Regions from separate parts of the Homo sapiens genome. Here region 2 is linked to region 1. Evidence: chromatin contacts called from ENCODE Hi-C or POLR2A ChIA-PET data. All regions are on one chromosome and are shown on one strand. Each heading gives the region's core, a stretch centred on a gene start or an enhancer-like site at or near the end of the contact. The rest is flanking DNA. Distances are from core to core; before and after follow the strand shown. Region 1 overlaps RAD51B (RAD51 paralog B). Region 2 overlaps RAD51B (RAD51 paralog B).

The links. A loop is a pair of places that touch in the nucleus more often than their neighbours do. ChIA-PET counts read pairs that join two places held with the same protein, here RNA polymerase II (POLR2A). Pooled maps may share reads with other maps.
Region 2: a pooled map shows a loop between it and region 1 (5-fold over the local background). The contact joins two enhancer-like sites. A Hi-C loop is called at or near these places in 2 of 37 single-sample maps with no recorded cell type and 7 of 50 pooled maps. POLR2A ChIA-PET finds 5 or more read pairs at or near these places in 1 of 52 experiments (activated T-cell).

Annotation. Positions count from the first base shown.
Region 1 is chr14:68,178,623-68,183,773 of GRCh38, forward strand. All of the region lies in intron 7 of RAD51B (RAD51 paralog B), which reads left to right. Among named protein-coding and RNA genes, the nearest start is that of RAD51B, 360 kb to the left of the region's middle. Within about 2 kb of position 3,134, at least 4 of the 41 ENCODE cell types and tissues checked have a DNase peak (open chromatin) inside an H3K27ac peak, as active enhancers do.
Region 2 is chr14:68,282,581-68,287,731 of GRCh38, forward strand. The region is part of intron 7 of RAD51B (RAD51 paralog B); the gene reads left to right. Among named protein-coding and RNA genes, the nearest start is that of RAD51B-AS1, 400 kb to the right of the region's middle. RefSeq lists enhancers at 785-854, 2,591-2,640, 2,691-2,750, 2,911-2,960. Within about 2 kb of position 3,136, at least 13 of the 41 ENCODE cell types and tissues checked have a DNase peak (open chromatin) inside an H3K27ac peak, as active enhancers do.

The DNA of each region.
Region 1 (5,151 bases), core at 1,884-4,383:
ACAAAGGAATTTTTAGGCTGTTTCTGGAGGGTTATAACTTCTCCCCAGTGCTGTCCAATAGCTGGCATATTGGAAATTGGCAGAATGTGGGTGCAAGAGAGAAGGGAGTTCTCAGTAAAGCACCATTAGAATTCTCCCACAGTTTGACACATTCATTTCATTGCCCCTGTTTTGTGTGGCTAGCAACTGATGTTGTTTGGCTGTGACATGCGTAAACAGATGTTGTAAAAAACCTGAAAAACAAAAAATCATCTTTCCCTACTTTTTCAGGCATACTGAAGACAGAATCCTTTTTTGGTTATCTTGAAGAGTCTGAAATAGGAAACACTTTGAAGTGTAGATAAAATTTCTGCTCTGGTCACAATGGATGCCAAGTGTTATAAAATGATTGTGGGAGTGTGTTTCTATATTGGCATTTTGATATAGAGGCAGGTAAGAGCAATGCCACCTTCCTGCAGAGTACTCTAAAACCCTTTCTTCCTTCATTAATAGTTTTCCTTTGAAGATAAAGGAACTGCTTTCATTATGTGTGAAGCATTCCTTTTACAGTTAAATTACTGTTTATTGGTGAGTGGTTTCCTTGCTGCGCTAGTATGCGGCAGATGTTTCTCATGTATCCCTAGGTTTTCAGGCTTTTTCTTTTCAGGATGAGGCTCTGTTGTCTTTTCTTTTTTTCTTTCTTGGCAAGAATCTGATTGGGATAAAACACATTTTATGCAGCAAATTAAAAATACGTATTTAAATTTACCTTTTATTTTTTACCTAAAAAGTTCGCAAACTACTTGTAGCTATTATTACTCTGAGGTCATTCCTCTGATACAAATGTATTTGTTGTTTTATTTCGGAGCTACAGATAGAAAATCTAAATACAGAATATTAAAAGTATGTAGTGTAACATGACTTGTACTTAGTAGGTACTCCGTAAATGTTTGGAACTTATGAATTGAAGGTTTCTTTCTGATCTTAGTCTAGAACAGTGCTTCACAGCCTTTCTTATGTCATAATACACATAGAAATTGATAATATTTATATGTCATATGGAATTTTTTTCAAAGAACATCTCTAGTAATAACATAATACAGAGAGGGATACAAGTTGAAAAATGCTCTTCTATGTTGTTATTGTAACTTTTAGGAGTAAGACTACCATAGAAAGCATGCATTAGAATGCTAGGCTATGACATGGGTAAACAGATGTTACATCTTTCAGGGCATCACACCATAGGAGTGGTATGCCTTACATCACATGGGAGATGTGAATGGCTTATAAGGAGTCCCAAACACTAGGACACCAGCCAGTTGAGGTCTGACTTCAAGACAGTTGGGTCTTGCACAGATGGTAGAAACAGATGGTAGAATGTATATTTGTGTATGGGGGGAGAGGGTGCCCTGTATTCCACCCTTTATTCCCCCCTTGCATTCTGAGACTAGAGCTTGGCCTATGGCACCGACAATTCCTCAGTCCTGAATAACATGTATAGGCTACAGCATTGCCTAGTTCCATAAGTCACCCTAATGGTTAAAGTTTTGCCACCTGTCACCTTAAAATACCCCAACTTTGAATGGATTCTGAACCATAGCCTACGTGTTTAGAATGTCTAGTTTGATGGAGCACAGATGGTTTGGGGAGCGCTAACATTCATCTTTACTTTGCCTTCATCTATTATTTTGCCCAAACGTGTTTATCCTACAGCCTGCTTACTAATGGCTCAGTTTGTTCTAGCTAGTTGTGGTTTGGGAGTAGGAGGCCACTCTGCCCACTGTTAGATGAGGGGATTGTAAATGTTAGAGAGGGCCGGGGTAGAGGAGTACTCTTTTTAAGAAAAGTAGTTGACTTTGATAATGAAAAAGTATCATCATGATTATCGTCATGCTGTTGAGTGCTTTACTACATTTCAGGCACGATAAGGTTATATATTTAATACTTACAACTTTATGAGCAGCTGTCGTCATTATCGCCACTTTACAAATATGGAAACCCAGGCAAAAAGAGGCTAAGTAACTTTGCCAAGGTCTCACAGGTAGCAAATTGCAGAGCCAGAATGCAAAACTACTGCCTTATGATCTGCTTCTCTAAGTAGCTGGGAATGGAGAAAGACGGCGAGCAGATGTATAGAATGCACTGATTAGGGTGACTGGGTGAGCTCTGTGCTGAGTTATACTTCAAGATGTACAGGACAGAGTTAGGGAAATGTGAGACCAAGGGCTTTTCTGGGCAGGAACAACCATACTGGCTGCTGTGGCAAGGTTAGAGCCTGCCAGGTAACTACAGTGAGACTTCCTTTTCATACAGATTGGGGGAACTGGCAAGACAAGTTATCATCACCTCCACATAGCAGGTGAGGGAAGGGAAGCAACAGCAGAGGCATTGGTGTTTTGTATTTAGAAGGGCACATAGCCTAATGCTAAAACTCACCCATTAGTTACATCAATGTTTGGATGCTCTTTGAAAGACTTCTCAGGAGAGGTGTGAGAATGATTTGATTTGAAGGTGGGTTTTAGTCTTGACCGTGTGCCACAGCAAACAAAATGAAACTCCCCTTGAGATAAAGGTAATCAAGATGAAGGTGTATTTACAAAGATGAGCAGTGGGATTTATCCAGTGACTCTGGAAGGTAATCCCCAGATTTAGTGCTCCATGAATACCTTGCCATGTTCCTAAGCTGGTAAATTACTCTGAGTTTTATGAGAGCGGATTGTGGGAAGCATCTAGATGAAATTCAGCCTGTTTCACCTCGAGTCCAGGGCTCACTAATGCACCCCAGGTGTGCAGACTGCCCAGGCTTTCTGCCTTGGAAGCCTCAAGGAACTTTCATCCCAAAGGGAAGCTTTGAAGAATACCAAGGACCTTTCTATCTGTCCTTGATTTTTTGTCATTTTTCTGCCCACATTTGGTAATTGGAGATATTTGTGGTGTTAAAGCCGGACTTGTTCCTTCTCAGCCTGCCCCCTCCAGTAGTGAAATTTTAAGCCTGTGGCTTTGATTATGCAAAGCAGTGATTTCTCTGCAGTGTCCCTCAGATGTAAAAGGAGAATGACTGAAATACTAGAAAGGAAGTTACGGGAAATCACCAAACAACCATTTTCCATGTCTACAGATCCTTTCATCTGAGGGCAAAAGAAGCTGGAGAGGGTGCCTCCAAAGGTGGGGGTTTGGAGGAGCACAATTTAAAATTCTCTGGGTTGTAGGCTAAGGATCAAAGGGTTATGTCCTCAGAATTACACGGTGAGTCACTGGAAAAACTCTGAGTAAAAGTCAGGCATCCTGTTTTCCAATCTTATATGCCTAATAATTTCAACTGGCTTTAAGACAGTACATTTATGTATATTTTTCATTTAGATCCATTGCCACCTAAAGAATATAATGATGTATGCATTATATAGATTATGGTTTCCATGCCCTAGAGCATCATGAGGTGTTTTGCCATGAGAATACAGTGGGTTAGGTGAAGAGGTGCTTGAGAAGCCTTGGTGTCTAATGTGTGGTCTCAGTACTCTGTGGAATCTCCTCCTCCCTTACAAACCACTGCCTCTATTCAAGCCATCTTGTGCTTCAATTTAGAAGTTCTCCTTTAAGAGAGAGTTTTCCAAAGCTAAATTAACAGCTATGCAGTGTACTGAGTAACTCTGTGATTTACTTTTTCCAATTTTGACTGCTGTAAGCATTTCAGTTTGTTTCCCACTAGTTTGGATCAACATGTTGGTTTTAACTTTATCTCCAAATGTAATGATTTTACATATTATAGACAAATGTGTTTGCACAGTTAAGGGCAGCAGGATTTGCTTGAACAGAGAATATGTGAGTTCTGTAACTTTTAATATTCAATTCAATTTAAATTCTTTTTCATATGTCCTTTTTATATATTCCAGTTTCTGATTATGGGTAACCTGACTTGAAGGTCAGACCATCTGAAGTGAAGATGGTTAAATTGTATGTGTTTGCACATGCATACACGTGTGTGTGTGTGTGCATGCATCCACATACACATGGGTGTTCATGTGGTAAAGGAGAGCCAGAGAGATGTTTAATTTCCTCACCACATTGTAGAAACTGAAAGAGACATGTACTGCAGAAACAAATTCTGAGATACGTTTGCTAACCACTTTTTTAGGTTTCACCTTCCGGGGAAAATGTTAAGGCATTTGCAAACATGCCTAGTTTCTTAGCGATTTAAGGCGCATAGACTCTCTGTGACTACACCTAGAGAGGTAAGACATGGAAAAGAACATAAGCTTTGAGCCACCTAGATTAGGGGCTTAATCTGGCCACACCACTTTTTAGATGTATAACTTCAGGTTGATTACTGGACCTGTATTCCTTTTCTTTCCTTGGTTGACACTTGTTCCAACTTATGATGTTGGTTTATGATTTTGATTTTAGTTTGGTTAACTTCTTATTTGGGGGATTTTGACTGACTTAATTTGTTCTCATCTTGTGTTAGGGTTCTCTAGAGGGGTAGAACTAACAGGATAGATGAATATATGAAGGGAAATTTATTAAGTAGTATTGACTCACACGATCACAAGGTGAGGTCCCACAATAGGCTCTCTGCAAGCTGAGGAGCAAGGAAGCCAGTCCAAGTCCCAAGACCTCAAAAGTAGGGAAACCAACAGTGCAGCTTTCAGTCTGTGTCCAAAGGCCCAAGAGCCCCTGGCAAATCACTGGTGTAAGTCAAGAGTCTAAAAGCTAAGGAATTTGGAGTCTGATGTTCAAGCGCAGGAAGCATCCAGCACAGGAGAAAGATGAAGACTCAGCAAGTCAAGTCCAACTTCTGCCTGCTTCTTTCTAGCCACACTGGCAGCTGATTAGATGGTGCCCACCAAGATTGAGGGTGGGTCTGCTTCTCCAAGTCCACTGACTCAAATGTTTAACTTTTTGGCAACACCCTCACAGACACACCCAGGAATAATACTTTGCATCCTTCAGTCCAATCAGGTTGACACTCAGTATTATAACCGTCACACATCTGTTATCCTATTGATCCTGATTCTTGACCTCTAGCCGCAGTTCCATTCAGAGAAGATTAGAATTGTTTCAGAGTTGGGCTAGGCACGATGGTTCACACCTGTAATCCCAGCACGTTGAAAGCCCAAGGTGGGAGGATTGCTTGAGCTCAGGAGTTTGAGACCAGCCTGCGCAATATAGTGAGAC
Region 2 (5,151 bases), core at 1,886-4,385, 100 kb after region 1:
ACACCTTACACAATATCCCTTCCTTGAGGACATCAAATAAATAACTTTTGTTCAAGAGCATATCTGATGAGGTGGCTAACTTGGAAATTTGTTCCTAGGCAGACCTTGTGACCTCTGTTTCAATACATAGTGAGTGGCCTTTGCTCCCATTTTATGCTACAGATTCACTCTGGAGATAGAATTGGTTGCACCTCTCCAGGCAGTGAGTTTGGAGAGCCCTTGGTGGTTAGGATGCCATTTGTGCTGGTGGCACAGAAATACAAGCAGTAAGCCCAGAGTTGCTTACTCTCCACTGGAGGTTTCTCAGAGGCTGGGGGGGACCCGAGACTCCTCTGCTTCAACTCCGCTCTACTATATGCCACTGGAAGTGTAGCTGAGGCTGAAGGGTATCAATGTTGGTATTTATCAGGTTGGACTCCCCCAAGTGCCCTATTTTCATACCTCCAAGGAGCAAGTGATTCAACAGAACTGTTTTCTTGGCCTCAAATGAGTCTAAGAAGGGGAAATCACTTAATACCAGCCGTCTGTGAGGGACCGATCACAAAGCTGTGTCTTTCTAATCCTCCTTGTAAATCAAAGGGAGGGGAATCCCCAGAGCCCAGGAGTACACATGAATAGAAAGCACCACAGGTAATAAAAACACCTAAAAAGGTCAGCAGAAACTCGGGGAGCTGCTGGAAATTCACCTCCTCTGCCTTTCTATGGGACTCAGTGGGCAGTGATCAGGTAGCAGGCAAGGATACCCAACTACACACCAAAGCAACTTGGCCACAGGACACGTACAGTGCAGCAGAAGGCTGGTAGGATAGTTTCTTCCACATCCATGTGAACCTCAGAGTCATCTGACCATTGGCCTTGTTCTCTTCCAGGTTCTAGCTGGCCAGAGACTTTTTTGGCCTCATACTAACTGCAAAATTGCACACAGTTGGCGAATACACCACTGGAAGCCACTGTGGCTGCATTGTCACAGTTCACCAATTGTGCATGTTATTTCCTGCAGTGGGCCCAAGATCACTGACAGGATGCCGTCGGGGTTGGGCTGAAGGTGGAAACAGCACACTAGCTTGCTGTTTGTGGCCTCTTTACAACTGCCGGCCCCATCTGAGATCCGGAACCAACACGTGCTAACCTCAGCCCATTGGGGCCAGTGGGGCAGCCAGCAGTGGAACCATAGCTCTCCACACCTATGTCTATGGCACGGTAGCTGCCGGCCCACAGTTTCCACTGCATCCCCTTGCATGTGCACCCCAAGAGAAGTAGGCCAAAGAGAAAGCTGCCTTAGGGAGCCACATGGTTATCTTGTGTGTTTACTTTTGCCAAATGGCAGACACAATTCTACTTCAATGCATTTTTCTGAACTCAGTGGTCAAAAGTAGCACGGAAGCACTACTTGCGTCAGCCCCCTCTGTGATTGAGCGAGTGTGTGCTTGTGCAAAGCTGAGGAGATTTTTTTTCACCTCCTCCTTCTGCATTCCCTCAGACTGAGCCACTCTCTTCTTTAGGGGCTCCCCTACTAGGCAGAGTGTTTCTCTAGCTTTGCCTGTGGATTTCACAGTGAAATCTACAGAAGACAGTTTTCCTCAGGGCTGATAATAAGAGGTATGAACTTATTAAGATTGGAAGCATTCTCACCATAAACACAAATTATTTCAAGTTGCTCCTTCATCCCCTTTTCCTTGGCCACTGCCATTGGTTCTGTGTAGGATGGATTTCTTAAGGTTGAAGATAAGCAATGCAAAGGTGGAATTTTGAGTACAGCACTCATCCTAATGTGGGTGAAATATATGAAACATTTATTCTAAGCAGACTGCTACATTAACAGTTGTTATACATTCATTCTCTGCATATCTTTTGTGGACTCAACACTTTTAGGTACAGAGAGGTTAGGAGAATTTCCCAGAATTGCACAGCAGGTTAGTGACAGTGCCAGAAATAAAAGTCTGCCTGACTCCCACACCCATGTTTTCTTCAAGCCAAATTGAAGTTTGGCCTCTTCTCCACAAATATTTCACAAGAAAAATTCCCCACAGCCTTTCAGAATTTCCCAGAAAACAATTGTTGTGCAGTCCTTCAAGATGGAAATGGCAGGCTGGAATATTGAAACCTTATCAGCTTTTATTCTAGAACTGACAGTTGATATTTTCTGAGCTGAAGCTAAGATAAAAGTTTATTTTTGTGTTTTTTTTTTTTAATCGTGGAATGATTTTTGATTTTCCAGAGCATGGCAAAACTAAGCCAGCAAATACTAAAACCACATTTGTTTTTGTGACGCTCAAACTCCGTAACAAATATTGGGTATCTCTATACAAAGCTGGATGTGGACAGGAAGGGTTTGGGATGGGGAGAGGCATGCGTCTGGGAGCGTGGCCTTTCTGGACCTACCCTGTTCTCACTCTCTTCCTTCTGCCTCTTGCCCTCATTGCTTTCCTTATTCTCTTTCTTCCTCTTGTCTCCTTCTCACCTCCAGCTCCTACCACAGCAGACAGGTTGGGGCAGACACCGTCATGGTTGGGGAGCAGGAGGACAGCATGGGGAAAACCACTCCAGGCCTTTCTCTCAAACCTTAGTGATGAAAGGACTCAATGGACCTGAACAATTTCTCACAGGAAAGTTCCGGTCTCTGTCTCCTTAAAAGCAAGGCATTCAGTAACCCTTAACAGAGCCAGGATTAAAACTTGAATTTCTGACTTATCCCAGGCCTCTGTTTGGATAGAAAGGCTAGGTCACTGTCATATATGGCAATTAGGATCACTTCAGATACAAAAGTAACATTTTTAAAGCTGTGCCTTAAGCAGAGAGACCATTTTTAGTACAAAAAGGAAAAAAAGATTAACTGTGCCTTCAGAGCTGATGAAAGGCAGAGCCTCGTCACTTTGAAAGCATTGGATTTAGTGCCAGGCGGGTTGGTGAGTAGACTCAGCACCCACATTCTCTTCTTGCGTCTCTCTCTGGCCACCCAGATTATCCAGGGGCTGCTGTTTACTTGAGAGCTAGAAGTATCAGGACGGACTATCACTGCACCTCGCCATCCTGGCCCAGTTAAAGTGATTTTGAAACTTCCTGATGTGTGTTAGATTGTGGCAGGTTTCTGCCAGGGAGTGGGCGGGAGGAGGAAGCAGGTGTTTTTATGGGCTAGAAATGCCCCTGAGATGCCTGAGGTTGCTTCGTGAATCCTCTAGCCCAGCCTACCCCTTCAACTCTGTTGCACAGAGACATGAGTTCCATGAAAAATTTAGTTTCAAAACTTCCCGTGGGCGCCGGAAATGATAACCACATGTTATCAAGAGCCACTGAAAACCACCAAAAATTTGTCAAAATTCATATAAGATTGCCTCACATACTTGACTTTCATAGAAGCGGAAGCCATTGACCTACTTGATTTATGGTATTTATTAGCAGAGTCTGAAAAGACTTTTATCACAAGATTGATCTTGTTACAGTGTAGCATCTTGACCATCTTTCAGTGTATTTCTGGATATTAGATTTATTTGTTTATTACTTTTATAGGTGGAATTCTCTAGACCATGACATTAAGGCCTGGAGAAGTCACCTGTCAGTAGATCTGAGCTGAGAGTTTCTCTCTCTTCTCCTGTGTCCCATGTTGCCTTAGGAAGGAGAGCAGGCAGGGAAGCCTGCATGCCCTTATCTCATCTGTACTATTGGTCTTAGGTGACTCCAGTTCACTTGGTGGAAAATGGGGATTACAAAATTTGCCTCTCAGCTGCCCCCACAGAAATCTCAGTGATGGCGTTTGTCAGATTCTTGGGTCCTTAAAAAATCTGACTTTTAAATATCGAATAATTATTTTGCTGATCATGAATATCTCTTCTGCTGACCAAACAGGACCAGATATCACATTCCAACCTATTCTATCCCTGGCTGACCACAAACTCCCTCTTCTTTGTCCCCCACCAAAAGTCAGGTAAAATGAGCTGTTTCTATCAAAGGCTGTGTCTTCAGGCCTGGCCATTTCCCACTCAGGTCTCCAGTGCTATCCAATTTTCTCTTCACCTGTACATTCTAGTACTCATGGAAGGCTCCAGTATACAAAATGGCTACTCATGGGGCCCCCTCCCCTTCCACCCCACCAAAGATATTTCTAACCTTCAATGTAGAGTAAGTTAGAATTGACATATACATTGTCCCTTAAAGGCCAGGAACATTAAGCTTGAGCAGAGGGTAGGTGTAGCCTGGGTATAGTCTAGTCATAGCCTAGCTAAAGAAAGATGAGTCAGCTGAAGGCAGAGGGTCTGCATTGGGCACATAGACTGGCAGAGAGTTGGGCTCAGTTGGCTCAATCCTCTGACTAATGACCAGTTAATTCTGCTTATTCTCTCTTAACTCAAGGTATTTGCTGCCTTAAGCTACTTTTTAAATACTTAGTGGAAATAAGTCATCTATTTTCATTAGTGTGTGTGTTGTGTGTGTGTTGGTTGGATTTTCCTGGCCAGGAGCCTCTGCCTTCTGACCAAAATGACATTGATTCCCAGCCTTCTGCCTTAGCAGTTCATCCCATCTTTAACTGGTTCCCCTCTATCTCTTTTCTCTAGCTTATATGCCTTGCTGGCTGTGAAAGGAGGACCTACTGGGTGGTCTATGAATCTATACCCCGTATTTCTTTTTTAAAGATCTTAATTTTTCTCCCTATTTTTCCTTGTGGGAAGGCATTAAAAATGGGACTCAAGGTCTATGTGACACTATATGAGGTGCCATTTCCTATACAGGTGCACCTCTGTAAGCAGCATACAGTTAAGAGGGCAATGCAAAGAAGCTTTGGGAGTAAGCATTCTCTCATATATAAAGTTGAGTTGAGACAGAAGTTACTTTATACAAATATAGGGTTTCTTGTTCCTTCTAATAGGTGGATGGTATTCTTCTTCCTCGAGAGAAGCTGATTAAGTTGGATTCTGTCTATTCCTGGCTTCAGACCTAATCATGACCATTAAAAATATCTATCTTTTCCTTTGTCCAAGAATCCCACTCTGGTCTTGCATTGTAATTGGTGGTGTTGGGGGTGTGTTGCGTGTTTTCAATAAGCCTTATTTTAGGGAAATAGCAAAAATAGCATATGTACTTTCAATTAAATTGTTATTGCTTTTGAACATATTGACAGCAAATATTTGTTATTTGTCAGTAGTGGCCTATATGCTG